Regions from separate parts of the Homo sapiens genome. Here region 1 is linked to region 2. Evidence: chromatin loops called from intact Hi-C (ENCODE). Cell type or tissue: PC-3. All regions are shown on one strand. Each heading gives the region's core, and the rest is flanking DNA. Links, peaks and the distances in the headings are about the cores only.

What was found. A loop is a pair of places that touch in the nucleus more often than their neighbours do. Peaks named below come from ENCODE experiments on the same cell type or tissue, not always from the same donor. Only the 100,000 strongest peaks of a DNase experiment are listed, where the experiment ranks them.
Region 1: a loop joins it to region 2, with 2.9 times the contacts of the local background. A loop is called at or near these places in 1 of 110 quality-filtered maps.

Annotation. Positions count from the first base shown.
Region 1 is chr3:104,431,120-104,447,368 of GRCh38, reverse strand. All of the region lies in intron 1 of LOC105374020 (a long non-coding RNA gene), which reads left to right. Among named protein-coding and RNA genes, the nearest start is that of MIR548AB, 920 kb to the right of the region's middle. RefSeq lists an enhancer at 1,427-2,253. In PC-3, for the core only: no CTCF peak of the experiment used is centred there; DNase peaks (open chromatin) are centred at 9,268 and 10,068; H3K4me3 peaks cover 2,500 bases; H3K27ac peaks cover 1,916 bases.
Region 2 is chr3:105,504,646-105,520,894 of GRCh38, reverse strand. ALCAM (activated leukocyte cell adhesion molecule) reads right to left here. Exons shown (of 16, transcript NM_001627.4): 2 at 728-828. Among named protein-coding and RNA genes, the nearest start is that of ALCAM, 150 kb to the right of the region's middle. RefSeq lists enhancers at 15,704-16,234, 16,235-16,249. In PC-3, for the core only: a CTCF peak has its summit at 1,869 (motif pointing right); a DNase peak (open chromatin) is centred at 1,884.

The DNA.
Region 1 (16,249 bases), core at 8,777-11,276, 1.1 Mb after region 2:
TTTAACCCTTGATTTGGAGCTAGCTGGGCATCATTTTTGTCATCTATAAAATAACTGGAAGAATTATTTGATCTTTAAGATATGTTTTAAGTTCTATTGTATTTTGAACCGATTTCTTTAAATAAGACCTTTTAAGGAAAAGAAATATACTCAGAGATTAGGAAAAGAGGCTGCAAAGAAGCAATTGTATTCTTACATTTTTTTGAAGTCATGTATATTTCATTTAACAATGTTCAGCCCTTAAGCTCCTAAAATATATAACCTGTAGAGTAATTTGAAACTTTGAAATTGTATAAGACCCTGCATTAATTTTTAACCAGTAGTGATATAATCATAAAATCATTTTAATACAAACTGTATCCTACTTACTTCTATTTACTTAGGACTAAGTTGTTCAAATTATTTTCCTTTGCAGTGGTCAGTGTGTAGTTTTACTCATGAGGCTAACTTCAGGACTATATTAATAATTTATCATAAATTGAGCAACTTTTAGACTCTTGATATGGTTTGGCTGTGTTCCTACCCAAATTTCATCTTGAACTGTAGTTTCCATAATTCTCATGTGTCATGAGAGGGACCTGGTGGGAGTTAATTTAATCATGGGAGTGTTTACCCTCATGCTGTTCTCATGATAGTGAGTGAGTTCTCATGAGCTACGATGGTTTTCCCCCTTTTGCTCCACACTTCTCCTTACTGCTACCATGTGAAGAAGGACATGTTTGCTTTCTCTTCCCCTGTGATTGTAAGTTTCCTGAGGCCTCTCCAGCCATGTTGAGCTGTGAGTCAATTACACCTCTTTCCTTTATAAATTATTCAGTCTTGGGTATGTCTTTATTATGAATAGCAGCGTGAGAATGGGCTAATACAATTCTTTTCATAGTAGTACGATATCAGTTGGTCAATGTTTACTGACAATTGTAGGATATAAGACAGTATATGTGGAGATGCTAGGTAGAGTGAATATAGCAAGAAAAATTGGGCTAAGGAGTAGAAATGCAAATGAAACTTGGTGTTAACAAAATGTAAATTGCAATCCCTTTCAATGGGTCTCCTACATGAGGAATACTGAAGAATATTCAAGATAAGATTGTTTTAAATGTTAGATGTTATATAAGGAATTCTCTAACATGAGCTAATCCTGTACAATAGTGAAAATGTGGGAGAAACAGGCCCACAACGAAAGTACATCAGGTCTAAGATAGTGCTTAGGCACAGGTGAAATACTTTCTTCAGGCTTAGTGAATGAAATGACACTAGAAAAACAAAATTTGCCTGCAGAATTTTAATAGAAAAAGGGAGCACGTAAATTGACATTTTGTATATGTTCCATCCAGGAACAAGCTATGTAAAAATGTAACTTATGACATTACATTTATACATTTATTTAATTAATTATTTAGGCTAAAATTTTCTTAAAATTTATCCCTAAAATTATGAAATTGATTTTTTTTGCAAAATATAGCAAAAATATTTTGTTGTAATGTAATAGAATATAACAACTACTTACATAGAATTTATATTACATTATGTATTTTAAGTAATTTAGGGTTGATTTAAATTGTGCAGGGGAAATTGTGTAGGTTATATGTACATTGTCAGGCCTCTGAGCCCAAGCCAAGCCATCGCATCACCTGTGACTTGCATGTATAAGCCCAGATGGCCTGAAGTAACTGAAGAATCACAAAAGAAGTGAAAAGGCCCTGCCCCGCCTTAACTGATGACATTCCACCATTGTGATTTGTTCCTGCCCCACCTTAACTGAGTGATTAACCCTGTGAATTTCCTTCTCCTGACTCAGAAGCTCCCCCACTGAGCACCTTGTGACCCCCACCCCTGCCCACCAGAAAACAATCCCCTTTGACTGTAATTTTCCATTACCTTCCCAAATCCTATAAAACGGCCCCACCCCTATCTCCCCTTCCCTGACTCTCTTTTCGGACTCAGCCCGCCTGCTCCCAGGTGAAATAAACAGCCATGTTGCTCACACAAAGCCTGTTTGGTGGTCTTTTCACACGGATACATATGAAATTTGGTGCCGTGACTCAGATCGGGGGACCTCCCTTGGGAGATCAATCCCCTGTCCTCCTGCTCTTTGCTCCGTGAAAAAGACCCACCTATGACCTCGGGTCCTCAGACCCACCAGCGTAAGGAACATCTCACCAATTTTAAATTGGGTAAGCGGCCTCTTCTTACTCTCTTCTCCAACCTCTCTCACTGTCCCTCAACCACTTTCTCCTTTCCACTCTTCAATCTCTCCCTTCTCTTAATTTCAATTCCTTTCATTTTCTGGGAGAGACAAAGGAGACACATTTTATCTGTGGACCCAAAACTCCGGCGCCGGTCACGGACTGGGAAGGCAGCCTTCCCTTGGTGTTTAATCATTGCAGGGATGCCTCTCTGATTATACACCCGCGTTTCAAGGGTGTCAGACCATGCAGGGACGCCTGCCTTGGTCCTTCACCCTTAGCGGCAAGTCCCGCTTTTCTGGGGAAGGGGCAAGTACCTCAACCCCTTCTCTTTGTCTCTCCTCCTTCTCTGCTTTTCTGGGAGAGGGGCAAGTACCCCTCAACCCCTTCTCCTTCACCCTTAGCGGCAAGTCCCGCTTTTCTATGGGGCAAGAACCCCCAATCCCTTGTTTCTGCACCCCAACCTCTTATCTCTGTGCCCCAATCACTTATTTCCACACCCCAACCTCTTATCTCTGTGCCCCAATCCGTTATTTCCGCAACCCGACCTCTTATCTCTGTGTCCCAATCTCTTATTTCCATGCCCCAACCTCGTATCTCTGCACCCCAATCCCTTATTTCCGCTCCCCAACCTCTTATATCTCTGTGCCCCAATCCCTTATTTCCACACCCCGACCTCTTATCTCTGTGCCCCAACCCCTTTTCCCACTTTTCTGGAAGGTAAGAACCCCCGAACCCCTTCTCTCCATTTCTCTACTCTCTCTTTTCTCTAGGCTTGCTTCTTTCACTATGAGCAAACTTCCACCCTCCATTCCTCCTTCTACTCCCTTGGCCTGTGTTCTCAAAAATTTAAAACCTCTTCAACTCACACCTGACCTAAAACCTAAATGCCTGATTTTCTTCTGCAATGCCGCTTGACCCCAATACAAACTTGACAGTAGTTCCAAATAGCCAGAAAATGACACTTTGAATTTTTCCATCCTGCAAAATCTAAATAATTCTTGTCATAAAATAGGCAAACAGTCTGAGGTGCCTGACGTCCAGATTCTTTTACACATCAGTCCCTTCCTAGTCTCTGTGCCCAGTGCGACTCGTCCCAAATCTTCCTTCTTTCCCTCCTGCCTGTCCCCTCAGTACCAACGCCAAGCGTCACTGAGTCTTTCTAATCTTCCTTTTCTACAGACCCATCTGACCTCTCCCTTCCTCCCCAGGCTGCTCCTCGCCAGGCGAAGCTAGGTCCCAATTCTTCCTCAGCCTCTGCTCCTCCACCCTATAATCTTTTTATCACCTCCCCTCCTCACACCTGGTCCGACTTACAGTTTCGTTCCGTGACTAGCCCTCCTCCACCTGCCCAGCAATTTCCTCTTAAAAAGGTGGCTGGAGCCAAAGGCTTAGTCAAGGTTAATGCTCCTTTTTCTTTATCCCAAATCAGAAGCGTTTAGGCTCTTTTTCATCAAATATAAAAATCCAGCCCAGTTCATGGCTCGTTTGGCAGCAACCCTGAGACGCTTTACAGCCCTAGACCCTAAAATGTCAAAAGGCCGTCTTATTCTCAATATACATTTTATTACCCAATCTGCTCCTGACATTAAATAAAACTCCAAAAATTGGAATCTGGCCCTCAAACCCCACAACAGGACTTAATTAACCTCACCTTCAAGGTGTACAATAACAGAAAAAAGTTGCAATTCCTGGCCTCCACTGTGAGACAAACCCCAGCCAAATCTCCAGCACACAAGAACTTCCAAACGCCTGATCCGCAGCAGCCAGGCGTTCCTCCAGAACCTCCTCCCCCAAGAGCTTGCTACACGTGCCGGAAAGCTGGCCACTGAGCCAAGGAATGCCCGCAGCCCAGGATTCCTCCTAAGCCGCGTCCCATCTGTGTGGGACCCCACTGAAAATTGGACTGTTCAACTCACCTGGCAGCCACTCCCAGAGCCCCTGGAACAATGGCCCAAGGCCCTCTGACTGACTCCTTCCCAGATCTTCTCGGCTTAGCAGCTGAAGACTGACACTGCCCGATCGCCTCGTGAGCCCCCTAGACCATCACGGACGCCGAGCTTCGGGTAACTCTCACAGTGGAAGGTAAGCCTGTCCTCTTCTTAATCAATACGGAGGCTACCCACTCCACATTACCTTCTTTTCAAGGGCCTGTTTCCCTTGCCTCCATAACTGTTATGTGTATTGATGGCCAGGCTTCTAAACCTCTTAAAACTCCCCAACTCTGGTGCCAACTTAGACAATACTCTTTTAAGCAATCCTTTTTAGTTATCCCCACCTGCCCAGTTCCCTTATTAGGCTGAGACACTTTAACTAAATTATCTGCTTCCCTGACTATTCCTGGACTACAGCTATATCTCATTGCCACCCTTCTTCCCAGTCCAAAGCCTCCTTTGCGTCCTCCTCTTGTATCCCCCCACCTTAACCCACAAGTATAAGATACCTCTACTCCCTCCTTGGTGACCGATCATGCACCCCTTACCATCTCATTAAAACCTAATCACCCTTACCCCACTCAACGCCAATATCCCATCCCGCAGCATGCTTTAAAAAGATTAAAGCCTGTTATCATTTGCCTGCTACAGCATGGCCTTTTAAAACCTATAAACTCTCCTTACAATTCCCCCATTTTACCTGTCCTAAAACCAGAGAAGCCTTACAAGTTAGTTCAGGATCTGCGCCTTATCAACCAAATTGTTTTGCCTAGCCACCCCATGGTGCCAAACCCATATACTCTCCTATCCTCAATACCTCCCTCTACTACCCATTATTCTGTTCTGGATCTCAAACATGCTTTCTTTACTATTCCTCTGCACCCTTCATCCCAGCCTCTCTTTGCCTTTACTTAGACTGACCCTGACACCCATTAGGCTCAGCAAATTACCTGGGCTGTACTGCCGCAAGGCTTCACAGACAGCCCCTATTACTTCAGTCAAGCCCAAATTTCATCCTCATCCGTTACCTATCTCAGCATAATTCTCATAAAAACACATGTGCTCTCCCTGCTGATCGTGTCCGATTAATCTCCCAAACCTCAATCCCTTATAAAAGAACAACTCCTTTCCTTCCTAGGCATGGTTAGTGTGGTCAGAATTCTTACACAAGAGCCAGGAGCACACCATGTAGCCTTTCTGTCCAAACAACTTGACCTTACTGTTTTAGCCTAGCCCTCATGTCTGCGTGCAGCAGCTGCTGCTGCTTTAATACTGTTAGAGGCCCTAAAAATCACAAACTATGCTCAACTCACTCTCTACATTTCTCATAACTTCCAAAATCTATTTTCTTCCTCATACCTGACACATACTTTCTGCTCCCCGGCTCCTTCAGCTGTACTCATGCTTTAAGTCCCACAATTACCATTGTTCCTGGCCTGGACTTCAATCTGGCCTCTCACATTATTCCTGATACCACACCTGATGCCCATGACTGTATCTCTCTGATCCACCTGATATTCACCCCATTTCCCCATATTTCCTTCTTTCCTGTTCCTCAACCCTGATCACGCTTGATTTATTGATGGCAGTTCCACCAGGCCTAATCGCCACACACCAGCAAAGGCAGGCTATGCTATAGTACAAGCCACTAGCCCGCCTCTCAGAACCTCTCATTTCCTTTCCATCGTGGAAATCTATCCTCAAGGAAATAACTTCTCAGTGTTCCATCTGCTATTCTACTACTCCTCAGGGATTATTCAGGCCCCCTCCCTTCCCTACACATCAAGCTCGAGGATTTGCCCCACCCAGGACTGGCAAATTAGCTTTACTCAACATGCCCCGAGTCAGGAAACTAAAATACCTCTTAGTCTAAATAGACACTTTCACTGAATAAGTAAAGGCCTTTCCTACAGGGTCTAAGAAGGCCACCACAGTCATTTCTTCCCTCCTGTCAAACATAATTCCTCAGTTTAGCCTTCCCACCTCTATACAGTCTGATAACAGACCGCCTTTATTAGTCAAGCAGTTTTTCAGGCTCTTAGTATTCAGTGAAACCTTTATATCCCTTACGGTCCTCCGTCTTCAAGAAAAGTAGAACGGACTAAAGGTCTTTTAAAAACACACCTCACCAAGCTCAGCCACCAACTTAAAAAGGACTGGACAATACTTTTACCACTTTCGCTTCTCAGAATTCAGGCCTGTCCTCAGAATGCTACAAGGTACAGCCCATTTAAGCTCCTGTATAGATGCTCCTTTTTATTAGGCCCCAGTCTCATTTGACACCAGACCAACTTAGACTGTGCCCCAAAAAAACTTGTCATCCCTACTATCTTTTGTCTAGTCATACTCTTATTCACCATTCTCAACTACTCATACATGCCCTGCTCTTGTTTACACTGCAGGTTTACACTGTTTCTCCAAGCCATCACAGCTGCTGATATCTCCTGGTGCTATCCCCAAACTGCCACTCTAAACTCTTGAAGTAAATAAATAATCTTTGCTGGCAGGACTATGCTGAATCTCCTTAGGCACTCTCTAATCAGATGCCCTAGGTCCTCCCAATTCTTAGACCTTTTATACCTGTTTTTCTCCTTCTCTTATTCCATTTAGTTTTTCAATTCATACAAAACCGTATCCAGGCCATCATCAATCATTCTATACAACACATGTTTCTTCTAACAACCCCACAATATCACCCCTTACCACAAAATCTTCCTTCAGCTTAATCTCTCCCACTCTAGGTTCCCACGCCGCCCCTAATCCCACTCGAAGCAGCCCTGAGAAACATTGCCCATTCTCTCTCCATACCACCCCCCAAAATTTTCACTGCCCCAACACTTCAACACTATTTTGTTTTATTTTTCTTATTAATATAAGAAGTCAGGAATGTCAGGCCTCTGAGCCCAAGCCAAGCCATCACATCACCTGTGACTTGCATGTATAAGCCCAGATGGCCTGAAGTAACTGAAGAATCACAAAAGAAGTGAAAAGGCCCTGCCCCGCCTTAACTGATGACATTCCACCATTGTGATTTGTTCCTGCCCCACCTTAACTGAGTGATTAACCCTGTGAATTTCCTTCTCCTGACTCAGAAGCTCCCCCACTGAGCACCTTGTGACCCCCACCCCTGCCCACCAGAAAACAACCCCCTTTGACTGTAATTTTCCATTACCTTCCCAAATCCTATAAAACGGCCCCACCCCTATCTCCCTTTGCTGACTCTCTTTTCAGACTCAGCCCGCCTGCACCCAGGTGAAATAAACAGCCATGTTGCTCACACAAAGCCTGTTTGGTGGTCTCTTCACACAGACACGCATGAAATACATACTATGCCATTTTATATGAGGGACTTGAGCATCCTAGGATTTTGTTATCTGAGGGAGTCTTGGAACCAATCCCTTATAAATACAAAGGAACAACTGTATTTACATATTTTGTTTAAATAAAATTATATTTCAGTAGGGAGGGCATGTTTTTATATCACTGTTTTGCAGATTTGAGAATTGTGGTTCAGATAAGGTGACTAACCTGCTGAAGATATTTAGCTAGAGAGTGTCTGACAGTTGAGTTAAAAACTCAGGGGTTGTGGGGAGAGGAAGACATGAGGATAAATAGCTAACGCATGGGGGCTTACCTAGGGGATGGGTTGATAAGTGCAGCAACCACCATGGCACACATTTACCTATGTAACAAATCTGCATGTCTTGCACATGTATCCTGGAACATAAAATAAAATAAAATAAAATAAAATAAAATAAAATAAATAAATAAAAAACTCAGATCATCTGAAATTTTTAGAACAGACCTCTCATGATATGTTTGAAAATTAGTCACTTTCATCAGGTCATCGACCAAAGATTCTGAAACAAAGTTCAGTTATTTAGGCTGTTTTTTATTTCAACACTTGATTTAGTGCCTTGTATTAAAAGTAATGGCAAAAACCACAATTACTTTTGCACCAACCTAATACTTCTGGTTTACACAGTTGCTGGGAAAACCCCCTGCCACAACCAAGAACTGCCCCCAATAAGTAGAAGGAAAGCTCAGACCAAACAAAGAGGCAGACTTCTCCAGGTTGGTAGGTGGTCAAAGATTTATTCAGTAAAAACTTGCATAGAAAGATAAAGGGGCGGTCTTGGGCAGCAGCAAGATGTGGTAGATCTTCCAGCTTGTGTTGCAAGCCTCTCTAGTCTTTTCTACCATGAGAAGAAAAGGGAAAGAGAAAGGAGGAAAAAAAGTCACTTATGGCATGTTAGGCTATCTGGCTGTTTTCTTAATCTATTTACTCTCTGCTTAAAGGGATTGTTTGTGTTCTCTACAATCTGGTCAACATTCTTTAGGGGAGGAGGGGATGTTTTAAGCAGCATCAGTTTTCTGGGTCCTCTGTTGGCTGAATCCCATAACTCCCTTGCTGTCACACACCCAGTATACATTTTCACAAAATTAGTGCAAAATATTTCTGCCAAACTTTTAAAACTCATTTCCGGAAACTCAATCTCTGTAATGTCTTTAGATAACATTGAGCAGTGTGCCAGAGATATTCTCCAGAGCCACTGAAATGGATGAGGAAGAAGCTGTACCCTTTCACTTCAAGCATTTAAAAGAATTTGCATTTTCAAATTTTTTCCCTCCACACTTCCTATAGCTGTTCACTAAGAAGATGGAAGCTAATAGTAATTCCACCTTGGTTTCTTTACACTTGAAAAATCTAATCATATCTTCTCCTTCTGCATCATTTTGAAAAGTTTTGTGTGAGTCTTGTTTAATTAAGGCGAGACCTCACAAAATTCTATTATTTCATATAATTTTATCTTCTATATTTTTTTTATGTTTGATATTCTCAGGGTTTGTTTTTGATGTGGTGATAATATTAGAATCCAATTTTGATTTTTTAGTATTTTACTCTGCTAAACCTCACAAAGTATGCTTGTTTGTTTTATATATTTTTTTAGAAAGGTGCTTGCTCACAAAGATCTACTCTCAATGAAGAGGATTTTACTTTTATTATGCTAAAGTAGGGTTTCTGGATCTCAGCAATATTTACATGTTTAACTGGATAATTCTTTGTTCAGTTAGCAGAATCTCTTCTATTCACTAGATATTTGTGGCATACCTCCAACCTCCAGCTGTGACAACCAAAAATGCCTCCAGCCATTGCCAAATTCCATTTGCATAATGCAGGGTTTCTCATCAAGGCAGTTTTGTCCTGCAGGGAACATTTCTACAATGAGGGGAGAGCCTGCTACTAGTATGCACAGGAGAATCCCTATAGTGAAGAGTTATCTTGACTAAAATGTCAACAACGTTAAAGTTGAAATCCCAGTTGGTAAATCTGTTACAGCTCTTTATTTGAAGTTAAAATAGAAGATTGACTTCTCTAGGATAAAAGCTTTCAGGAAAATCTCACTGTAGTTTAGGTGTATGGTAGAAAGTAAAACAAGTTATATTGCCCTATGATTTCAAAATCCTGTCTCTCAGCTTTCTATGTTCATGTCTATCTGTCAAATTCTTACTTGCTTCTACACTTAGCAATATTACAACTGTAATAGAATCAGGAATATTCTCTCTCACTGTAAACACCAGTTTTCACCCAAAATAAGCACTAACTGTACTTCACAGAAAGATACAGCAGTTTCCTGGGCAGTCACAGCCTTTGCAAGGCTGAATCCTCTCACTCACCTATGGAACCTTCTGGTTATATGCTGCCTTTGATGCAAATTTAACTATCCCTGTCTGTTCAGTATTCCAGAAAGTAAATGGACTCCGGACTCCTTAAGGCTGGCACTGGACAATTTTTTATCAGTGCATCCTTCTTTTTCCTTTTTTTCCCACATAGGAGGCAATGGATCTTAGAAAGGGGCTGAAAATCCTATTACATTCTGGAAGAGCAGCTGTCTCTTCACCACCCGCCTATTGCTTCATGCTTGTACTCTGATCTGCTATAGTTGCTGCCTTCTGAGAATTTATGAGCTATGAAGTCATCACGGACTTCTTAGCCAGCTCTCAACTTGTGGCTTTGCATCAAATAGTCCTTCTAATCCTGACAAGTGAAGGGAATATTTTTTTCCCCATGAGAATTCATAACTTTCTCTCGAGCTCTTCCTTTTTAAAAAATAACTTTTTCTATGCTGGCCAGAGAGCCACTACCAATTTTCATTAAGTTCCTTTTCCTTAGGCATATTTATAATGTTTCTTCTGCCCACCTTGCCTTCCAGTTTCACCTCCGTGTGTTGTATATCCTACTATTACATTATGATCTAACTATTTTTTAAGAGTAGCTCTTTCACCTCCCATTTAAATTCTTCTGACAAAGCAATCTATTAAGCCAATAGAATAAGGATTTTTTTTCTAAAAATTCTGTTATCGAAGACTTACTGAATGAATATCTGTCATTACCTCACCCTTTTTTTTCTTTTTCTTTTTGTTAGTTGAGTTTCTCAGTTACATAACCACCTCATAGCCTATATTAATGCACTTCCATCAAATTCTGTGGTTTAGGTTAAATATTTCTTGTATTTGTAATTAAGTTCATACATAAATAAGCTTCCAGATTTAGTTTCTTGTGCTGTAAAGCCTCATATGATTCTGGATTTAGCCATCTGGGTTTATACTCTTTGACACTACTTATCTGTACCCTGGTATATGTCAGGGAATTAAATCTGCTCCAAAATTTAGGTTACATGTAACTTGGTAAGTTGGGCCCAATTACAGGCTTTTACCTTAGAGAGTAAAACAAAGTAACACAAGCAGAGTCTCTGCAAAATTTCTAGCAGTCTTTTGCAATACTTAGACTTTTCTATTATAACAAGAATAATTTAAAATTATTTAAAAGTGCTGGTAAGCTACTTGATTCAAAAGATAGGATAGAACATGTGACTAGAGTAGTGATTCTTAGATATTTTTTGGCACAGGTCTTTGAAAATGTGGTAACACAAATTTTCTCTTTAGAATAAAAGAACTTCAAATTTCAAAGAGTTTGTTGACAGTGAAACTTTCCATGTTGATCTTAGTTGTCCATGCATAGAAAGTTAAGAATCTCTGTACTGACTTTAAATATCAGGAATCAGGTAGGGGTTTTCTATGCAGTCTCTGTCTTATAAACTATTTGTCCAGAAATATTTCATTATTCTCTTAAAATGCCACCAACCAAGCAAATATAATGGTAGCAATCTCCATGATTCAATCATAAAAAAAATTAACAAGCAAAAATGTACTCTAAGTTTTTCATTGCAATTTCTATGAATATGCTTCAATCTAAAGATATTATAACTAGGAACTAGGCACGAATATGGAAAACAGATAAATTTTCAAATACACTGAAAGCATAACTTTGATATTAGAATTCAAAATATACATTAACATGCAAAGAAGTGATCATAGAATAAATAGCAAAACTAAATTCAATGGACTAGATACTTGGTACTATCCACTCAGAACTAAAGGACATTGATAGAGAATTTTTTTTTTTACTTCAGCTTAGGTAAGTTGTTATATATACATATACATATACATATATATACACATTTATACATATATATATATATAGAGAGAGAGAGAGAGAAATAATGAGAGCAAGGGCAAGCAGAGAGAAAAAGAGAATGCTGTGGTTTGAATGGGTCCCCTCCAAAATTCATGTTGAAATTTAATCCCCATTGTAGTGGCATTAAGAGGTGGGGCCAGGAGATGATCAAGTCATGAAAGTAATGTCCTTCCGAATAGATTAGTGTCTTATAGGAGGCCTGGATACATTAGCTTAGGCCCTTTTGCATTTCTGCCTTTCGATGAAACACTAAGGCACAATCCTGGAAGCAAGGACTAATTTCTCACCAGATACTAAACGTGCCAGGGCCTTCATCTTGAACTTCTCAGCCTCCAGAACTGTGAGAAATAAATTTCTATTGTTTATAAGTTGCTCACTCTCAGGTATTTTGCCATAGCTGCACAAACAGACTGATACAGAGAGAGAGAAAAAAAGAGAAAGAAAAAGAGAGAGAGATACATCTGTCACATTTGCTTAAAATTTCAAAGCTCTAACACTAATTCTTCCCCATTAATTCTTTGTGATTCTATTCGTATTGGCTTATTTTTTAAATGTCACTAAATAAGTCGAGATAATACAGATTTCATTTTCTACTGCCGATAACCTTCCGTTAAGTGATTGTTCATTGACCAACAAGAAGCAGCAGCGTTGCTGAAAGTCACATATTATCCAGGTGTTTGTAGTCCTTGAAATTTGTTATCACAGTAATTGTTTTCAACACCACCTTTTTTAAAAAGGACTAACTGTTTTAACTTAATGACCCTTGTTTTGCTGCAAAATAATTCCACATTTTAAAACATATTTATATATCTGATAGTATTGATGTTACTAAATTTATGAGGTAAAGGTAAAATGGTTAGAAAAAAAATTACTTAAAGTAATCTGAGCAAAGTGGTTCATACCTGCAATCCCAATGCTTTGGGAGGCCAAGGTAGGATTGCTTAAGGCCAGGAGTTCAAGACCAGCCTGGGCAACATAGCAAGACTACATCTCTACAAAAAATAAAATAAAATTAGCCAGTTGTAGTGGTGAGTGCCTGTGTTGCTACATACTTGGGAAGCTGAGGCAGGAGGATCACTTGAGCCCAGGAACTTAAGGCTGCAGTGAGCTATGAGCTCAACACCGCACTCTAGCCTGGGCACTAGAGTGAAACCAGGAACTAGGCACAAATATGGAAATCAGATTTTAAAAAAATTACTTAAAATACATTTCCTTTGTGTTGTTTCCTGTGACTTTCATTGTTGTCGCTCAGCATTTATATAAAGACCTTTGTATTTTCAACTTTTGACAGTTATGAACAATGTCACTGACAATATAATATTTTTCTAAATAAGAAAATATTTTAATTTATTTAAATATTTTTCAATTAACACAAGCATATATATATATATATATATATATATATATATATATATATATATATATATTTAGTTAGCCACAACTGTGCAAACTTTCAAGAAATAAGGGGAAGAAATCTAACAAGTGCTGGCTCACTTTGTTGGACTTTACCTCAATCCTCTACATTTTCTGATCTAACAAATTTTCGTATGGCAATTTTAGAATAATGCTCAGAGGAAAAGACCATGCCAATTTAAAAATTAATTAATTAATTTTATTTTAAGTTCTGAGATACATGTGCATGACATGCGGGTTTGTTACATAGGTAAATGTGTGCCATGGTGGTTTGCTGCACTGATCAACCCATCATGTAGGTATTAAGCCCCACACGCATTCACTATTTATCCTGATGCTCTCCCTCACTCTGCCCCCTTTACAGGATCCAGTGTGTATTGTTCTCCTCCCTGTGTACATGCGTTCTCATTGTTCAGCTCCCACTTATAAGTGAGAACATGCAGCGTTTGGTTTTCTGATCCTGTGTTAGTTTGTGGAGGATGATGGCTTTCCAGCTCCATGTATGTCCCTGTATAAAACATGATCTCATTCCTTTTTATGGCTGGATAATATTCCATGGTGTATATGTAGCATATTTTCTTAATCCAATCTATCATTGATAAGCATTTAGGTTGATTCCATGTCTTTGCTATTGCGAATAGTGCTGCAATGAACATACACGTGCATGTATCTTTATAGTAGAATAATTTATATTCCTCTTAGTATATACCTAGTAATGGGATTGCTTTGTCAAATGGTCTTTCTGGTTCTAGGTTTTTGAGGAATTGCCACACTGTCTTCCACAATGGTTGAATTAATTTACATTACCACCAACAGTGTAAAAGTATTCCCATTTCTCCACAGCCTCACCAGTGTTCGTTGTTTCTTGACTTTTTAATAATCACCATTCTGATAGGTGTGAGATGGTATCTCATTGTGGTTTTCATTTGCAGTTTTCTAATGATCAGAGAGGTTGAGTTTTTTTCATATGTTTATTGGCCACATAAATATCTTATTTTGAGAAGTGTCTGTTCATGTTCTTTGCCCACTTTTTAATGGTTTTTTTTTTTTTTTTTTTTTTTTTTTTTTTTGTAAATTTGTTTAAGTTCCTTGTAGATTCTGGATATTAGACCTTTTCAGATGGAGAGATTGCAAAAATTTTCTCCCATTCTGTAGGTTGCCTGTTCAATCTGATAATAATTTCTTTTGCTGTGCATAAACTTTTTAGTTTCATTAGATCTCATTTGCCAATTTTTGCCTTTGTTGCAATTGCTTTTGACATTTTCATCATGAAATCTTTGCCCGTGCCTGTGTCCTGAATGGTATTGCCTAGATATTCTTCTAGGGTTTTTATAGTTTTGGGTTTTACATTTAAGTCTTTAATCCATCTTGAGTTAATTTTACACAAGGTGTAAGGAAGGGGTCCAGTTTCAATTTTCTGCATATGAAATTGTGTCAATTTAAACAGCATAGAATTCGCTGTTTAAATTGCTATACATAGAATCAGTTGATCTAGAAAATTTATCAAGACAAAGCCAATTGTTTGTACACAAATTAATCTCTTTTTATGTTGTTTAGTGAGCTCTACTGCTGAGGAAAAAGGAGAATTTTATATGTGAAATTAATATAGATATTTTGGAAGTATTTTGTCTCCTTAGAATGGAAAAAATTATTCCAATACTTGTGAAACTTACTGACTGTTATTTCCTTTTGACAACTTATACAAAATATGTTACAATTAAAAGAAATCTAGAGTACATACCTAATGATTTTGAATTCTAATATTAGAAGAAATGTGTGAAATATAAGGATTTGTAATTTAATCAATAATTTCTATCAAACAAAATATTAATTATTTAATTAAATGAATACATACTGAATATGTACTTTGTGGATTAAATACAAGTCAGGCTCAGTATGTGCTCTTGATTTTGGAAAAATAGATATAGGAAGTCAATAAATGGATATAGCTATATCAAGGAGTTTTAAGGTCCATAGGATCAGATATTAAGACTCACATTATGGCATTTTAGTATGAAGTTTAGGTTTTGTATATGAGATATACATGCTATGCAGGTCTCTAAACATCAACTCAAACATCAGCTGCCTCTGGGAGCTCAATAAGAGTACTAGAAAATTAGTAATTAAATCATTTTTTAACGTGGGTACTACTTCCATATAGAATATGCTATAAAGAAACTGAGAGGAAAACAAGGATTGTATTTAATATAGCAAGTAATGTATAAAAGACGTCAGTGTCTTACAGAGAGGTAAAACAAATATAGATACAAATGAAACAAAAAAATGGGTGAAAAGCTAACTTTAATGTAAATTGTTTTTTAAAAAAGAACCATTGATTTCAGCCAAACTGGAATCACTGGTCTAGACAAGTCCTCTAACTTAGGCTGCTATAAAACTGGAAAATGTATATAAAATAACAATTTCTGGTCATTGGAAAATAGTTGACATAGAATGTGCAAAACCTATACATGGAAAACTACAAATCATCTGAAGAGATACTATAGAAAACCCAATGTAAAGAAGGTGTATACTATGTTCATGGAATTAAAAACTCTAAATTGGTTAAGATGTCAAATCTCTGTGAATTACTTCATAGATTTAACATAATTCCCATAAAGCCTTAACACACTTCTTTCCCAAAATTAACAAGCTAATTACAAAAATTTAAATGAATGATTAGTCAAATTCAAATGAATAGTCAAATAAATCTATAAAAAGGAGGAGCTAGATGAATAATACCACCACCAGAGTTTAATCTACTATAAAGTTACATTAATCAAGACATTGCAGTAAGAATCTATGAATAAACAAAGTGACAGCAAAAGAGAATAGAGTTGAGAAATAGACCTATATTTCTGGTCATTTGGTTTGTAACAAAGTTGCCAAGGCAAATCTATAGGAAAAAAATATTATTTTAAAATAGTAATAGAAAAACTATCCATGGGTGGTGGTGGTGGTAGGGGTTGAAGGATAAATCTCAATCCATACCTCACATGTACATGAAAATTAATTTGAAGTATGCAATAAACCTAAACGTGAAAGCTAAAATATAACATCTCTAGAAGAAATTGAAGAATAATATCCTGCAACCTTGGGGTAGGAAATAAGTTATTAATCAAGATGCAAAAAAATACTAACCATAAAAGAAATGAATGATAAATTTGACTTAAAATAAT
Region 2 (16,249 bases), core at 395-2,894:
CAGACTGTCATGAGTCTCCTGTGGTCCAGCATTGGGAAATTGTACCACACAAACACTTTGCATTAATATTGATTAATTAAATTGAGACATTTTATTACTCAAAGTTACATAGCCATTCCACATCTCCCTACCAGGATCTCTACCCTCCATTTTCAGACCCACTTGTACCTTCATACCTGAGAAGATTTGATTTTACTATCTGCAAGAAATATGGGAAAAAATCAACACCGTTAAATATAAAAAAGACCTATAGCATCAACACATTTTTAAGGCTAAATGCCAGAATCAAGCTTGTAATACTGATGATTAATTCCGAAAGACTGTCTAAGGCTCTATCTACTGATATATCTTGTCTTTGCAATAACCACATCAAGTAGAACATGAACAAATGAAGAAAGGTTGCCATCCTCCACTGAGGTCTGTCCTATAATCCACTGATTTATTCTGGAACTCTGCTTTTTTCTTTGCCTCTAACACTTAAGGTGGAATCTTTCAGACTAATACATTCTAAGAACTATGTGTTTATTGGCTTTATTTTAAAATATCATTTGTTATGTAAGATAGGAATTATTTTTTTGCCATATTCCACACAATTTTACCTTCCTACATTTGTACTCACAGTTTAATATTGCATTTAGGTTAATTTGAAATTCACAGTTACTCACAGAAAGAATTTTATTTAAAAGAACAAGGGCAATTAACCAAGTCCCAGGTAGGTCACACTTACATATTTCCATTTGCCAAACATGAGATTCTGAGGTACGTCAAGTCGGCAAGGTATGATAATGGTATCTCCATATGCTGAATTTACAGTATACCATCCAAGGCCTTTGGGGGAAAAAAAAAAAGGAAGAAGAGAGAAAGAGAGAGAGAACAAAATTTTAAATGCTTTCTTGAAATGACAAATAACTTCAAGATGCATGTCGATGAAGGTTGTCATCTGCTATAGTTTTATTTTAAATGGTATACAAAAGGTATGAGACTAGAATATATTTTCCATTTAAAAATTACCACCTTTCTATTTAGCTACTGAATGTTTGAATCCTTGACTATCACACAATCAAAATTTGCAGATCTCCAATTTTACTAGAGAACAGGTAAGTGGTGTATTCCAAAGGAACATCGTGGAATCTGCAGATGAATTATCTTCTTTACTGTATTTCATAGAAATAATTTCCACCATATTTTATAGAAATGTGGGACTACACAAAGACTAACATGATTAAAATTCTCAAAACTAGCTTTAACTATATTTGTGTTTTTCATTTGAAAATATTATCAAATTTTTCTTCTGTAAAATTCAAAAAACTATTAAAAACTGAGAATTAATACACATAAGACCACAACTGAATTTTATTTATAAGGGGAAAGTGGCTTATTTTGTAGTAGTATAAATTAAAATACTAATTTAATTTTGTATAAAATATTAGCATAGTAAGAATTTATAGTATGAACATGCTTCATAAAGTGCTATTTACAAAGTGATTATGTGAATTTTTGGAAGACAATATAATTTAAACCACAATTTTGTACATACAGAAAACTGCCTCATCTTATTTAATTCTATATTAAGAAAAAATATAAACAATAAAAAATTAAAATGTGGAAAGAAGCAATTTTTGCATATGAATGAAAAGCATTATTCAAATCTGGATATATTTATGAAGGTTAAAAAAACCCAGGCATTTAAATTGGTTATAGTACTTGGGAAACATTTCAATTTTTTAACCTTAGTTTATTTACAACAATCTTTAAAATTTAGAACTTACACAGCTGAATGTCTATTAAGGTGTATCATAATCGGGTATAGAGTGTGAAGGGGCTACTTTAAACAGTAGAGAAAAAAACAAATGATATTTTGTCCACCAGGTGGTGCTAAAATGCAAAGCGACGGCAATCTGCAACACATAAATAAAACCATCTTCTGACTTTCTGAAGAAACAGGACTGGGAGGATACCATCTTTCGACTGTTATCTATCAATCACCATGTATACCAAAATTTCATTTAAGGTTAAGAATTTTGCCCCAGTGAACAGAAACATAACAAAGAACACACACTTCATGTAAATATGCAACATAACAACTAGTTTTCAGCATTTTTAACATTGTTAAGACAGAATACCAAATATGCAAAGTGAGAATGCATTTTCATTTACTACTTGAGACATGAGGTTTACTTCAAATTGCTTATCATATGTTCAGTCTCATAATAAAAATTTATCTCTATAATTTTAAAATTGTTTTGTGTTCTCTATACTGCAATTATAATCCCTTTTAACATCAAACCAAGCATAAGACTGTAAATGAAGAAATTTTTTTATTCAACTTTGTTAAAATAAAAATAAAGGAGCTTTAGACAGGTGGCTGCAGACATGCAGACTAATAACATTTAGGAAATTGCTTTATTGCACATGACATTACTTGTTCTCTGTGATATTTGGCTCCTAAATGTGGAATTTCTGCTGTGTGTATTAAGTCTTGTTCATACACTTCACAGGTAGAGGTCTGCAAAGCCAAGGAAACCATTTTGTAATTTCATATTTTGTTTTTTCATCAGCTTATAACAAGGCACTTGAATATGTAATAATTTTGAGAGGATCCATCTCTATACCTTAATTTATGTCAGGGCATGCACCTGTAATTGTCTCCTATTATTTGAAATCATACCTTCCTTTGGCAACTAACAGTGTTTTCATGATTGGCCAAGGAGTGAAAACAGTTTACAGAGCTTAGGTACCAATGAAGTGAATCCTTTGCCAGGTAAAGGGAAATAAGAAAATTCCTTTTCCAAGAATTTAATGCTTTGCCCTTTCTCACAGACCATTTTTCTTTTCTCTTCTCTATAGAACTTTAATGTGCTACATATACATAATATTTTATAATGAGTCTTAAAGCTCTATGAATTTCAAATACATAGTGTATTGGCATGATGAAAGCACAATCAGAACAGGGAAGAGATCATGTATTTTTAAGCTTTGTATCTCCAGAAACAACGCCTAGCATCTAATGGGCACCTACTAAAATGACTCTGGAGTTCTTTCCATTTTGGTTATCAAACTAACATTTTGGAAAATCAGAGAGCAGTTGACAACACTGGAATTTTGAGAATTCTCATTTCTGCCACATACTCTAAAGCCATTCATATCTTATCTTGGATGTGTAGAGAACTTGGATTTTGATTTTGGGTGGCAAGCTCTGTCTTGAGGAGAAACAAACAGCAAACACATTTTATAGGAATTCACAGATGGAATGACAAGAGAGAACATTTTCCCTTCCCTTTAAAGAGAAATTAAAGATTGATTACTTGTGCTCCCTAATTTGCAAATGATATCATGAAATGTCCCTTTCTTCACTTGTGATGACCGTAAAGTAAAAGTTGTTTATTCAAGTATTGGAAATTCATGAATGGTGTCTTTTAATGACAGCTCCAAATCCAAATCCAAATCCTCAGCCAGGAAAGAACTTTGAAGAGCAGGACGAACACAAAGAAATAAGATACCACACTAGACAGAGGGCAGTAGGTAAAAAGCCAACAATTACAGACATAAGGCCTAGGGCAGAATGAGTGGCAGTAAGTTGGATGGCATGTTAGAAGCCATAATCGTGCTTATTTTAGAATCAATTTTCAAGTTTGCTATAATAATCAACTTCTCTCTTCTTGTGAGAGTATACTGACTCCCAAGTTCATCTGACAGAAGGACTGAAGGCTTGCATCTGTGGGAGAGCTAACATCTCGCGCCCCCTAGGGATAAAGTCGCTACAAAGACCATGGTGATTTGGTGATAAATTACGTCCTAATTTCTAGTGATATCTTAATCTTTGAGATGAAGTGCCAGTGAGACCCAAAGTACCTGTCAACTCGAATGATTCTGTTTACATTTTTCATAGAAGAAACAGCTTTTTATCTTTGAATTGCCAAGTCTAAAAATTGAGTTTAGCTTACTAGAATTCCCTTGCAATTTTCTCCCTGTAATATTTGTTAGTTAAATTATTCATGGTTTTGTAGCCTAGAGATTATCGGGCACTACTGGACATAGAGAATGCCTGTGACATCCTTCCTGAAAGAGGCTAAATGTCAAGTGTAAACCAATGTGGGAATGTATAAGTGTGTTCTGTATGTGTTATGGCTGTGTGTATAAGCACAGGTCAAAAGAAACTTTAAATTGGACTAGAACCTTCTGTATTAAATGTGTTTATAAATTTAAGACATTTTATGACTTATTATTACTGTTGCTATTAAAATGTCTTAACATACAATACGATATAAAATGTGTCATACTTGAGAAGCAGTGTGTAATTATTTAGGCATTTTTAAATAAAAGGTTATTAACCAAAGGTAAAGAACAATAGAATTACAAAGGTTACATAGAAGTATTAATGGAAATTCAATGCGGTGAGCACAGGAAAAGAAAAATCTCTTAAAGAAGTAATTCTGATATATAGAATCTCAGGCAAGTGACGATAAAATATAAGCTAGTTACAGTAATATGTTTTGTATAGAAAATGATTTAAAAGAGGCACTGAAAACAGACTCTGGTAATGTTTTGAAGTTAGGTAAACATTTTATTTCTAATTGAAATAATAAAAATGTAATTTTGGCCATTTTGGTGACAAATGCTTTTTTCCATAAAACTAACTGCCAAATTCAGAGGAATCATTCTCTTTGCATTCCTGACATATAGACATTTGAATTGAGGTAGATTAAAATTCAGAATCTGCTACCACATTTCAAGCAGAAGAACATCAAATAATACAGAAAATAGAATGAGAATTAGACAGTCTATTTTCACATGCTGTAATTTAGCCTGGTTAATTATTATTTATTGAACCAATACATTAATAGCATCATCATCCGTAAAAGAAGTTTTGAGCTCTAGCTCTGCTAAGTGTCATAAAAGGGTTAACTGCAACTACAATGGACTCAGAACTTATAAGAACTAAATGCCGGTTTCACAAAAATTTTACAGAGACTTATTTGAACAAATGAACTGTCCCTGAGGAGGCAGATAGAAATGAGAAGTTTATCCTTAGAAATTACTTTCATATTTTTTTACTAATTTTGACAGACATGCTAATGCTCCTATTTGTTTCACTAATGAATTAGGATATGTACAACTCTAAAGAAAATGCAAATATTTTGTAACACTAGTTTATAGCGGTGTTTCTCAACCTGGTCACTATTGGACCAAATAAGTCTTTATCGTGAGAGTGCTTTGCTGTGTATATTACAGGATGTTTAGCAGTAGCCTTGCCTCTACCCATTAGATGACAGCACCACTCTTCCCCCAGTTATGACAGCCAAAAAGTCTCCAGGCATGACAAATACCCATTGGGAGGCAAAATTGCCCACCAAACCTTATGCAAATCAGAATCACTTGTTTAAACCTTCAGCCATTGGTTTCTCACATGTGATTAAACTGGGTTTCCAATAAAGGAATTTTTGGAAAAATAGAATCTTAGCATAGGACTAAATAATCACTGAACACAAGCTAAGGGATAGAAGCAGAATGATACATGATAGTATCTGGTTATTATCAAATTTGTTTGCCACACAGAAACATATTAAATCACAATGAGGGATTAATTCCTGACTTCAGGAAGTGGATTCCCAATCTTTTTACAAAAATGACAAAGACTGATAAAATATCATAGTTCTACTGATAGAGTGAAAAAGGTATTTTTTTCAAACCTGAGATTTTATGATTCAATCACATGGAGTTATCTTATCTCTCAGCTTCTCCCATACTTTATTGTATAAACAAGAGTTTAAGATTCTCATCAAGGTCATGAGGTATATAAAGTAAGTTCTCTGTGTGTGCATTTGTGCATGTGTGTGTGTGTGAGATACAAAGGGCTATAACTGCCAAGTAATTTGGAAGGGATGCTGAGTTAGAGAAGTTACCTGATGAAATCTAATGTCATTTTGTGAAATAGAAAGAAGGGCTTTTTCTCGTTTCTTTTTCTTTGTTAATTTTCCTTCAACAAATGGGGGTAGTTAGAGGCCAATTTGGGTCTGCTGCATCTGAAGTAGGGATATGTTTATTCAAAATTCATTTTCTGCATTGCCTTTCTCAAGTGTTATACATTATAATGTAGATATAATTGAGTGAGGCCTACAAATAAGATAAATAGTAATTATTCCTTCCTCCTCCCCCCACCACTTGCCACTGTGGAATAATCTTCAGAGGGAAAATGCCCATGTTACTAAATTATAAACTACTAGTAGTACCCAGGATTATGTTTTAAGATAGGTACTCTTTATTTTACTTCCAAGTTTGATATAATTTAATGCTCTAAATATTTATCTTTTTATTAAACAATAAGCCAATATAATAATCCATATTATGTCATAGAAAAGAATTACACAAACAATAAAGTTTTAAAAATACACTATCGATATTTACATTGCTGTGCAGAAAATTACCTTCTTAATTTACCTTAGCCTGATAGTTTGTTATTCTACAAGCATGAAATGATCTATGGGGCTGGATACGTCACAGTTTCTCCCAATTAGTTTAGGCTTTACCCCATCTCTACCTAATTTTATGGTTCCTTGGCCCCATCTACTCTGTTCAGATTCCTATGTTTCCTTTAAGGCCTATCTCAAAAATCATCGAATCATTCAATCATGCATCAAATATTTATTGGACACCTGCTACAGGGCAAGTTTTAGGTGTGCTTTGTGAAGAAAATGTATAAGTAAAATACAGAGGCCTTTTCCTTAAGAAACAAGATGAAATCAGTGTGAGGTTTTGGGTTGGTAAACCAAATGCTGTGGGACTGTATAGAAAGGAATCCCAGCAATGAGATTGAGGATATTGGTAAAAGCTTCTTGGAGGAAATTTCATTTGACCTCATCACTGAATTGAGGTTTCTATAGATGGGAAGATAGGAACTACCTCAATAGCACAGTGCATGAGAAGCACTGAGTGACGCTTGGTTTTCTCTCTTTGGGCAAACTCAATTTTTATTATAACAATTTCTACAGAGTAGATCTTTGATCTTCATAAGGAACATGTCCTAAGACTGGCAGTTTTCCCAAATTCATAAGCGCACATAAAATTTCTCTAATAAAATGCAATAAAATGTTAGATCTCTATTTTCTCTTTACTTTCAGCATCAACACTAGCATTTGGATTCCTTTTGGGGCCATTTTTAAATTATAAGCAAAAATCTTATTTAGAAATGATCAAAAAGCAACAGAATTGACTGAAGTTGTGAAACCTTATTTTTATTTTTTGAGTTGCCTCATGAATTTTAAATCAGAATATATGCAGATTCTACTGCACTCATTAGCATTTCTTAACTTGAGATCCAGGAATGAACTTTAAGGCATCTACTATACTATTCTTTGAAATTTTAGGGAATACAGCTACAGGGTAGTGAGAGGGGAGCACTGTGGTGATTTGAGATTAGTGTTCCCCCAAAATTGTCCCCTCTTAAAATTGTCCCCCCAAAAGCTATTTTTGCTTTAAAAACATTTTAATGGAATATAATATAGATGGAAAAAAGTACACAGATCTAGACTTACATTTGAAATGTCACTAAAAGCACTGGGCTTTAGGGTTTCCTTGGCAATGATCCTCACATTCTTTTTTCTGAGCAGGAGACTGAGATTCCACATACTTGTCCACAATGAAACCCCTGTGTTACCAAGTCATCATTCCTAAATGATGAGTATTTTTGGCCAGGCTATGGGGTCTATGCCAACATGCTAAGTAAGGCACAGGCCCTTAAGTGGTGATAAACTTAAATAAAAAACATTTAAAAATACTTCATGCTCTGTATGCGTGGGAAGGGGGTGCTTTGGGGGGGATAGGCAGAAAGAATACAATGAACCAAAAAAATCTAGATTTTGTGTGTAAAAAGAACAATCGCCTCTATTTTGTTTTAAAGTAGATTTTCATAGTAAGGAGGACTAAACAGGAGAAATGTTTAAGTATGTTTTTCTTTATACTATATATTTTGCTCAAAAACATGTATGTAATTAATAATTTGTGTTAACTGAAGTTCCGAAAGTTGACTATTTCCTACTATTATACTTCTAATTAGGATTTGAGGCTGAGTCCTTAAGGTGCTCATATAAGTAGAGTCCTTCACTCAGATAATTAGTCAATACAATAAAAATAACTAGCAAAGTATGATTTTCCTTCTGCTCCCCTCTCCCCTGATTCATTTTCTCAATTTAATTCTTGCTAAAGAACTAAATTTTCTTCAATTTAGTCTAGATTCTGATCCTGTTGACTTCATTTGGGAACTAGCTTAACTGGAGATGTAGAAACTTATATTTGAAATATTAGTTATATTAATTCAGGCTAAGTAATGCAAAGGACAGATGAATATATTTAGATTCTATTGCTCTGTACATTTTCTGAGCATGAAAATCTAAGTTTAACTATTTCAGAGTATCAGTTCTACTTAAATGGAGAAAAATTACACTTTCCTGTGCATTTTACCACATAAGTTGTATTGAAATTATGAATACAATTCACCTATTTTAGCAAGAAGAAGAGTGTACTGCATTCGTAAAAACATTTCAACAGAAAGGCAGGCATAATGCTTCCCAAAGGATCTTAATTGAATCATCTGAAGTAATGGAAAATTTGGAGTTTAGAATGAAGTCTGTCTTCAGAAAGAACTCACAGTTATTGTGACATTATTAAATTTGTTTTCTGCAAATAGTTTAATGTCATGACAACAAAAAGATCTCTTGATTTGAGAAAATCAAAGCTATCTTTGATAACACTACCAAACTCCAAAACCAAAAGTTTCTAATGCTTTAATATCCCTCAAAATGCTTTAGAAAAAATATATCACAAAGACTTTTAGCCAATAAGATCATCATTGTTTTCACAGAAAGCATCTGTTAATAATAGCTTACATGAACTGTATTGCTTTAGCTTTTAAAGTAATATTCAATAGTATTAGAATTACAGACTTAGAAAATGCTGTGTTATAATTGAGGTAGTGAATTACCAGGGATAAAAAAGTGGATTATTAGGGCTACTAAATGAGCAGAGTAGTAGATTTCTGCTTCTGAATTGGTTGAGTGATCTAGTCCGGTATGCTAGCTTCTGGTATATTCCACATTAAGTATCTAACCTCATACTGAAAAATGTTTATATCAGTTGAAATACCTTTTTGCTCTTTTCTTCACATGAATCACAATTAGCATTGCCTATGTCTCCTGAGGATATAGATTTGTACAATCAAACATGGTAAGTAGTAAAGGTTAAAAAGCTATTTAATAGATTTTTCCACATATTTGGTGCAGCTTGCTGGCTGATTTCCGAGACTTAGATTTGTGTAAATTCCATGCTTTTAATTGACAGCTCCCTGGAGGGGTTGCAATATAAGTTAAGGTCATAGGAAGAATATTACGGCTTTCTATGGCATTTTGTCCTTTCTTTAAGAACTGAAGTCAGCTTACTATAAGATCTAGTTTTCTAGCTTTGAGGAGAAAGGAGAGATGGAATGTTTGTCCAAGATAAATTTTTGAAGGAGACTAAAAGCACAGGAAAGAGGAAATTAAAAATAAAACAAATAGTCACATACACTTGGGAAATCAGTATAATCTGCTATCTGAAGATAAAATCATCTTTCTGCCTTAAGAGATGGTGTGTCACCTCAAGGACTGAGTGAGAATGGAGAGTCATGCTCATTGTAGCTTGCCCACAATGGTAGCCCAGTGGGGTAACTCTGGAATGCATGAACTTAGAGAGTCATACTGACATCTATTAATATTTTAACAATAACTTTTCATGTGTTCCATTTTTCCTGACAGTCATTCTTCTTAATTGAAGAGTGGGAGGAAAGATGGGAAAAAGAACAAGATAATTTAGGAAGGCAATGAGTAGAGATGAGAAATATAGGAAGCTGTATTGAAAGGTAGTTTTATCATTTCTAAGGGTATGAAATCTGCATCTGAAGGTGCCTCCCGTTTTGAAATTTTCCAGTACTCCCAAAGATTTTAACTCTTTGAAAACTTCATTTTATATCCCAGAGGCCAAATGTAGTTTTTTAATGTCTTATATTTATTCTGCAATTTAGGAAATGGTTAAATGCACCGCCCAGAAGAATTTTTGGAAGACTAGCTATCACAAACAAGGTGGTAAAACATAAACAAAAACACTGGATAAGGAAAACAAGTTCTTACAGCAGGTCAATGGCACCTGTAGACTGATTACACAGGAACTCGAACATGAGGACAGTGTTACTAAACCCTGACATGAACCCCTCTTCTGGGAATGTGCCTGCTCTCAGATGGTTTCCCACACTTGGTAATATTTGCATTCTGTCTCACTTGTCTCTGCTTCTCCTCTTCACATCCTTAGTAAAACATTATTAAATAAGTGGTTCATCACTTTTGTTTATTATTTAGGGAAAAAAGTCTCTGTGAAGTCTAGTGGACATGAAAATGTTCCTCATAGATCTCCAACTGCTGGGAACATAACTTACCCAACTGCCACATTCTGTCTATTACCAGATTTGTGCTAAGGTTACACTTTTACCAGCTGTTCCCAGCTAATAATTGAATGCAACAAGTATACTAAGACAGGCAAGTTTCTTGGTTACAAGAGACTCCTATGAGGGCTGATTATAGCTCACGGATACCCCGATTCCCTGATGAACCTTCCTTAGACTGCATGACAGTCTAGAACGCTTCCACCCAACCTTCATATCCTCTCCCTTTCACTTGGGACCATCTTTACTCTGCGGTATGCTTATTCTCCACACCGACCACCCCCATCTTCTTCCTCATTTTTTCTTGCATAGGTGTTTTTCCTAATACATTCTTTGTATGTTAAATCCATTTTGACATCTGCTTTTCAGAGGATCCTAACATCTGGAGGAAATTAGGCAGATCATAACCGTATTGACCCACTGACATTAGTAGACTATGAAATTCCAGAAAATAAAGATTTCAGTACTGATGTGATGAAAAAATCCCACCCCAATTTAGTAAGGGGTTAGTTAAATTAAAAATAAAAAATATACAAAAAATGAGTTTAACATTGATTAAAGACTTAAATGTAAGACAAACCTTAAAGCTTTTAGAAGAATGCATAGGGGAAAAGCTCTTTGACATTGGACTTGGCAATAATTTTTTTGGATAAGACACCAAAAGCACAGGCAACAAAATTAAAATACGCAGGTAAGACTATATTAAACTAAAAAGCTTCTACACAGCAGAGGAAACAACCAGCAAAATAAAAAGTCAGCCTATGAATAGGGAGAAAATATTTGCAAACCATATACCTGATAAAGGGTTGATATCCAAAATATGTAAGGAATTCATAAAACTTAGTAGTAAACAAAACAAAACCCACAGAGAAGCAGATAAAAAAAACAGGCACATGACCTGAATAGGCATTTTTCCAAAGAAGACATATAATTAGCCAATAGATATATGAAAAGGTACTCAACATCACTCATCATTAGGGAAATTAAATCAAAATCACAATGACATATCATCTCATGCCTGTTAAGATGGTTCTTATTGAAAAAACAAGAGATACCAAGTATTGATGAGGATGTAGAGAAAAGGAAATCCTTGTACGCTCTTGGTGGCAATGTAAATTGGTACAGCAATTATGAAAAACGGTGTGAAGGTTCCTCAAAAAGTTAAAATAGAACTACCAGATAATCCAGCAATCCCACTTCTGGGTATATGCCTAAAAGAAAGGAATCAATACTGAGATGCCTGTACTCCCCTGTTCACTGCAGCATTATTCACAATAGCCAAGATATGGACACAACCAAAGTGTCTATTTATGGATGAAAGGATAAATAAATTGTCTATATAGATACAAACACAATAAAATATTACTCAGCCTCAACAAAGGAGACCCTGCCATTTGTGACAACACAGAGGAACCTGGAGAACATTATGCTAATTGAAATAAGCCAAAGAAAGACAAATGCTACATAATCATACTTATATGTGGAATCTAGAAAAGGCAAATACACAGAAACAGAGAGTGGATGGTGATTACCAGGGGTGGGAAGATGTCAGAAGTGGGGAGATGTTGGTCAAAGGCTACAAAGTTACAACTGTATAGGACACAACTAGAAATGTAAAGTACAGCATGATGACTGTGGTTAATAATAGTGTACTGTATAGTAGAAATTTTCTAAGAGAGTGGATTTCAGGTACTCTCATCACACACAAAAAATGATAACTATGTGAGGAGAGTGATATGTTGATTTGCTTAACTGTAGTCATCATTTCACAAGGCATATGTATATCAAAACCTCATGTTGTATAGATTAAATATATACAATAAAAGATTAAATAGACCTAGAAATACATTAAAGCAATTGGTAATAATACTGAATGTTTTTATGGTGTTTTATAGTTTGCAACATTCTTTTATATACATTGTACATTTTTGCATTTGGGCTTCACAAAAGTCCTGTATGATAAGCAAAGAAACCTGTATGATGAACAAATATTATTATCCTTCATTTTACCAATAGGAAACTGTTCTCCCTGCAAAGTCAAGAGAATAAGCCAATATCACGAAGCCAGTATGTGATGGAGATAGAGCTCAAAATGAATTCTCAGCTCAAGTCCAATTCTCATCACTATTAGATATACAAAAAATGATTCCATGTCCTTATTTCATTTTATATTGTGGATAATTCAAGAATATTGTTTTGGAAAGTATTAAAATGCTTTTCATATTTAGACAAATATTTTAAAAAACATATAGGTTAGAAGGACTAGAAAGAAAATGAACTAACACATTTTATCACTTCTTTCTCAATGGGATGCTATGTAGCAATTTGGCACTTGCTCCCAGGAAATACAAGTCCTGTCCGTGGCAGCTGTTCTAATTTTCAAAATAAAATAGAAAATCATGAATATTCAAGAAGATAGGCATCTTTCAGATCAGGAACCAGAAGTCTAATGAGGCTTTTTAATGTAGGTGGGGCACTCAGGTTACAGGCAGAGGAGCCCTATATGCATTTCTAACACCAAAAACGGCAGGGGTAGCACAGTAGACCTCCAATAAAAACGTACTGAATGACTAAAATGGCAAGGTTGAGATTAAAGTCTTTCTAACTTAAAGACCTGTGTCTTTCCTCTCTGTCAAAAACACTTTTCACAATTAACGACTTTTCAAATGAGTTGCAAGTTTATGTCCACACAAAAACCTGAACAAGAATGTTTATACAAGCTTTACTTATAACTTCTAAAACTTGGACAAGATGTCCTTCAACAGATGAATGAAAAAATTGTGGTAATCCAGACAATGAAATATTATTTAGCAATAAAAAGAAATGAGCCAGCAAGCCATGAAAAAAACACGAAGGGACCTGAAATGCATACTGCGAAGTAAAAGAAGCCAGTCTGAAAAGGCTAAATACTGTATGATTCCAACTATATGCCATTCTGGAAAAGGCAAAACTATGGAGATAGTAAAGAGACCAGTGGTTGCCAGGGTCTCAAGGGAGGGAGGAAAGAATGAATAGACGGAGAACAGGACATTTTTAGGGCAGTGAAATTATTCTGATATGATAATGAATAAACATTATTAAGTGTTTGTCGAAACCCATAAAATGTACAACACAACAGGAAAATCTAATGTAAGCTAGGGACTATAGTCAATAATAATGTATCAACATCGGCTCACCAATTGCAACAAATGTACCACACTAATGCAAAGATGTTAATAATAGGGGAAACTAGGGGCAAGGGGGTGGGGAGGCAGGGAATTGCGGGCCTATATAGGAGCTCTTTACTTTCCACTCAAATTTTTCCATAAACTAAGAACAGATAAAAATAGTCTATTAATTAAAAACAAGTGATACACACAATTTCTTCAGCCTATGCAATATATTCTACATTTAGACAGTCTCATCTAAATTCCACTGGTATAGGGAGAGGGAAGGACACAAACATCTTCAAGGGCAAAGCTTTGGCATCCATTAGCAGAGGTGATTCCAGTCTAGGCAGCTGAATCCCCAGGCAGATTTCAGCAGGTGCTGACTTTCCAACAGCACCAAAACCTCTGATGAACAAGAGTGTCTTGAGTAGAGGCTTAGCAATTGCTGTTTTATGATTATGTTTTTCACATATTCCCAATCCCACTGAGGTGCTAATACATTTGGTTCATCTTTCCATTTTAAAAGAGACAATGGCTTTGATAATTTGTTCATGGTTACTGCTTAGGGAGATAATGACACTCAAAATTCCCCTAACTGAATATTATAATATTACGTCTTTGGCTCTGCTATTTTTAACAGCTTTTAAAGACAATAGTGTCATTTGGGTTTAAAAAAAAGTTCACTGTTCCTACTCATTAAAGGAATACTAGGTTATAAAGACGAGCTGTAAGAGTCCTAGCAGGGCTTCAGATTATATCATGTATTTAGTTTATGAATCTCATTTTGTTATGAATCTATAACTGAAACAACTCCCAATGCTTCCCCCAGGAAGTAATTAATTGGAAACCAAACAAACAAACCACATGGAAAAGACTGAAATACTTTGTATTACTGTCTGAAAATCCAATGGTAATTTTCAAGTTCATTCCCACCTGAGTCCTACAAAAATATGCTATAAGTGTGTGTTCTTCAGCTACAATTCTACCTCTCTGTGTATTTACAACAGCTAATAAGAACACCACCCCTAGAATCAATTTAAAACATTTTCTTTATGTTTTGTGAATTGCAGGAAGCCTCAACATGCAAATATAACTATTAGTACATGTTTAATTAACAGGCATATATTACATACTTCTTAGGTAAAGAGTATCATTTTAGAGAGTTTGTTATGTAGAAATCCATAAATTTGTGTTTCTAATTTTAAAAACAGGGAGCTGTTCAACAAAGAAAATTTCCAATACAAAATCTTATTTAACAGTCACCAAGGTAAACACATAAGATCAATAAAAATCGCTGATCATACTTCAACACAATTATACTTCAGAAAGATAAAGTTATGGAAATTTTCTATTTGTTCTAAAGCCTTTGTAGCTATGAGAATATTTATAATGATTTCTGTGGGAAAGCCAATAAAATCTTTTGAAAATGAAAAAAATTAAATATATCTGAAGAATAGTGTAGGTTATATCTTTATCTAATATTGTTGATATAATCCAAAGACTGTAAAAGATATATGCTAAACATCTGATTAGAATTTAATAAGTTATTTATTACTGATCTGTGCCAAACAGTCTTCAATATTTTTTCTAAGAATGTTTTTCTGTGAAAATATTTTTATTTTTAAAAATAAAATTTCCTTAATCTAAAAGGCTCTGATTCGTATTAATTCAGATAAATTGGACATAAAGCTATTGATTGGCTAAAATGTCCAGATACTATACTCCTGCTGGGCATATGATATGATTTGGATTTGTGTTCCTGCACAAATCTCATGTCTAATTATAATCCCCAATGCTGGAAGAGGGGCCTGGTAGGAGGTGACTGGATTATGGGCGTGGATTTCCCCCTTGTTGTTCTCAAGATAGTGCCTTCTCATAAGAGCTGGTGGTTTAAAAGCCTGTGGCAGCTTCCTCATCACTCTCTTCCTCCTTCTCTGGCCATGTAAGATGTCCCTGGTTCCTCTTCACCTTCCGCCACGATTGCAAGTTTCCTGAGGCCTCCTCAGCTGTGTTCCCTGTACAGCTGGTGGAACTGAGTCAATTAAACCTCTTTTCTTTATAAATTACTCAGTCTCGGGTAGTTCTTTATAGCAATGAGAGGACGGTCTAATACAACATATACATATAAATAAGCTACCTCTTCCAAGGAGATAAAAATCTAGAAGACAGAAATGAAACATAATTAGCAGCAGAGTGTAGCAATTAAGGCATTGTTTCTGGCCTCAGACCTGGTAAGGATGAATCCAGCTCTGCTACTAATAAGCTAGGTGACTTCTAGTGAGTTACTTAGCCAATATGCACTAATGTTTCCCAGCTGTAAAATTGAGGACAATGATAGTGATATGGAAGGGAAGTGCTGGGTAGGGAAGAGCGTGGTCCCTTTAAATGATACAGAAGGGGGAAGGGAAGAGCTGGGTAGAGGGGGACGTGGTCCCTGGCTAGGGCTCCACCCCCAGGCCTGTGTCCCCACACCTAGGTGAAGACAGGCATTTTTGTTTTCCTGCCCAAATGTTGCATTTCCCAAGACCACCCTGGCCTGCCATGCCCCCATCCTGGGCCTACAAAAACCCTGAGACCCTAGCAGGCAGAGACACACAGGTGGTCGTCTGGAGGAGCAGCACATCGGCGGGGGGAA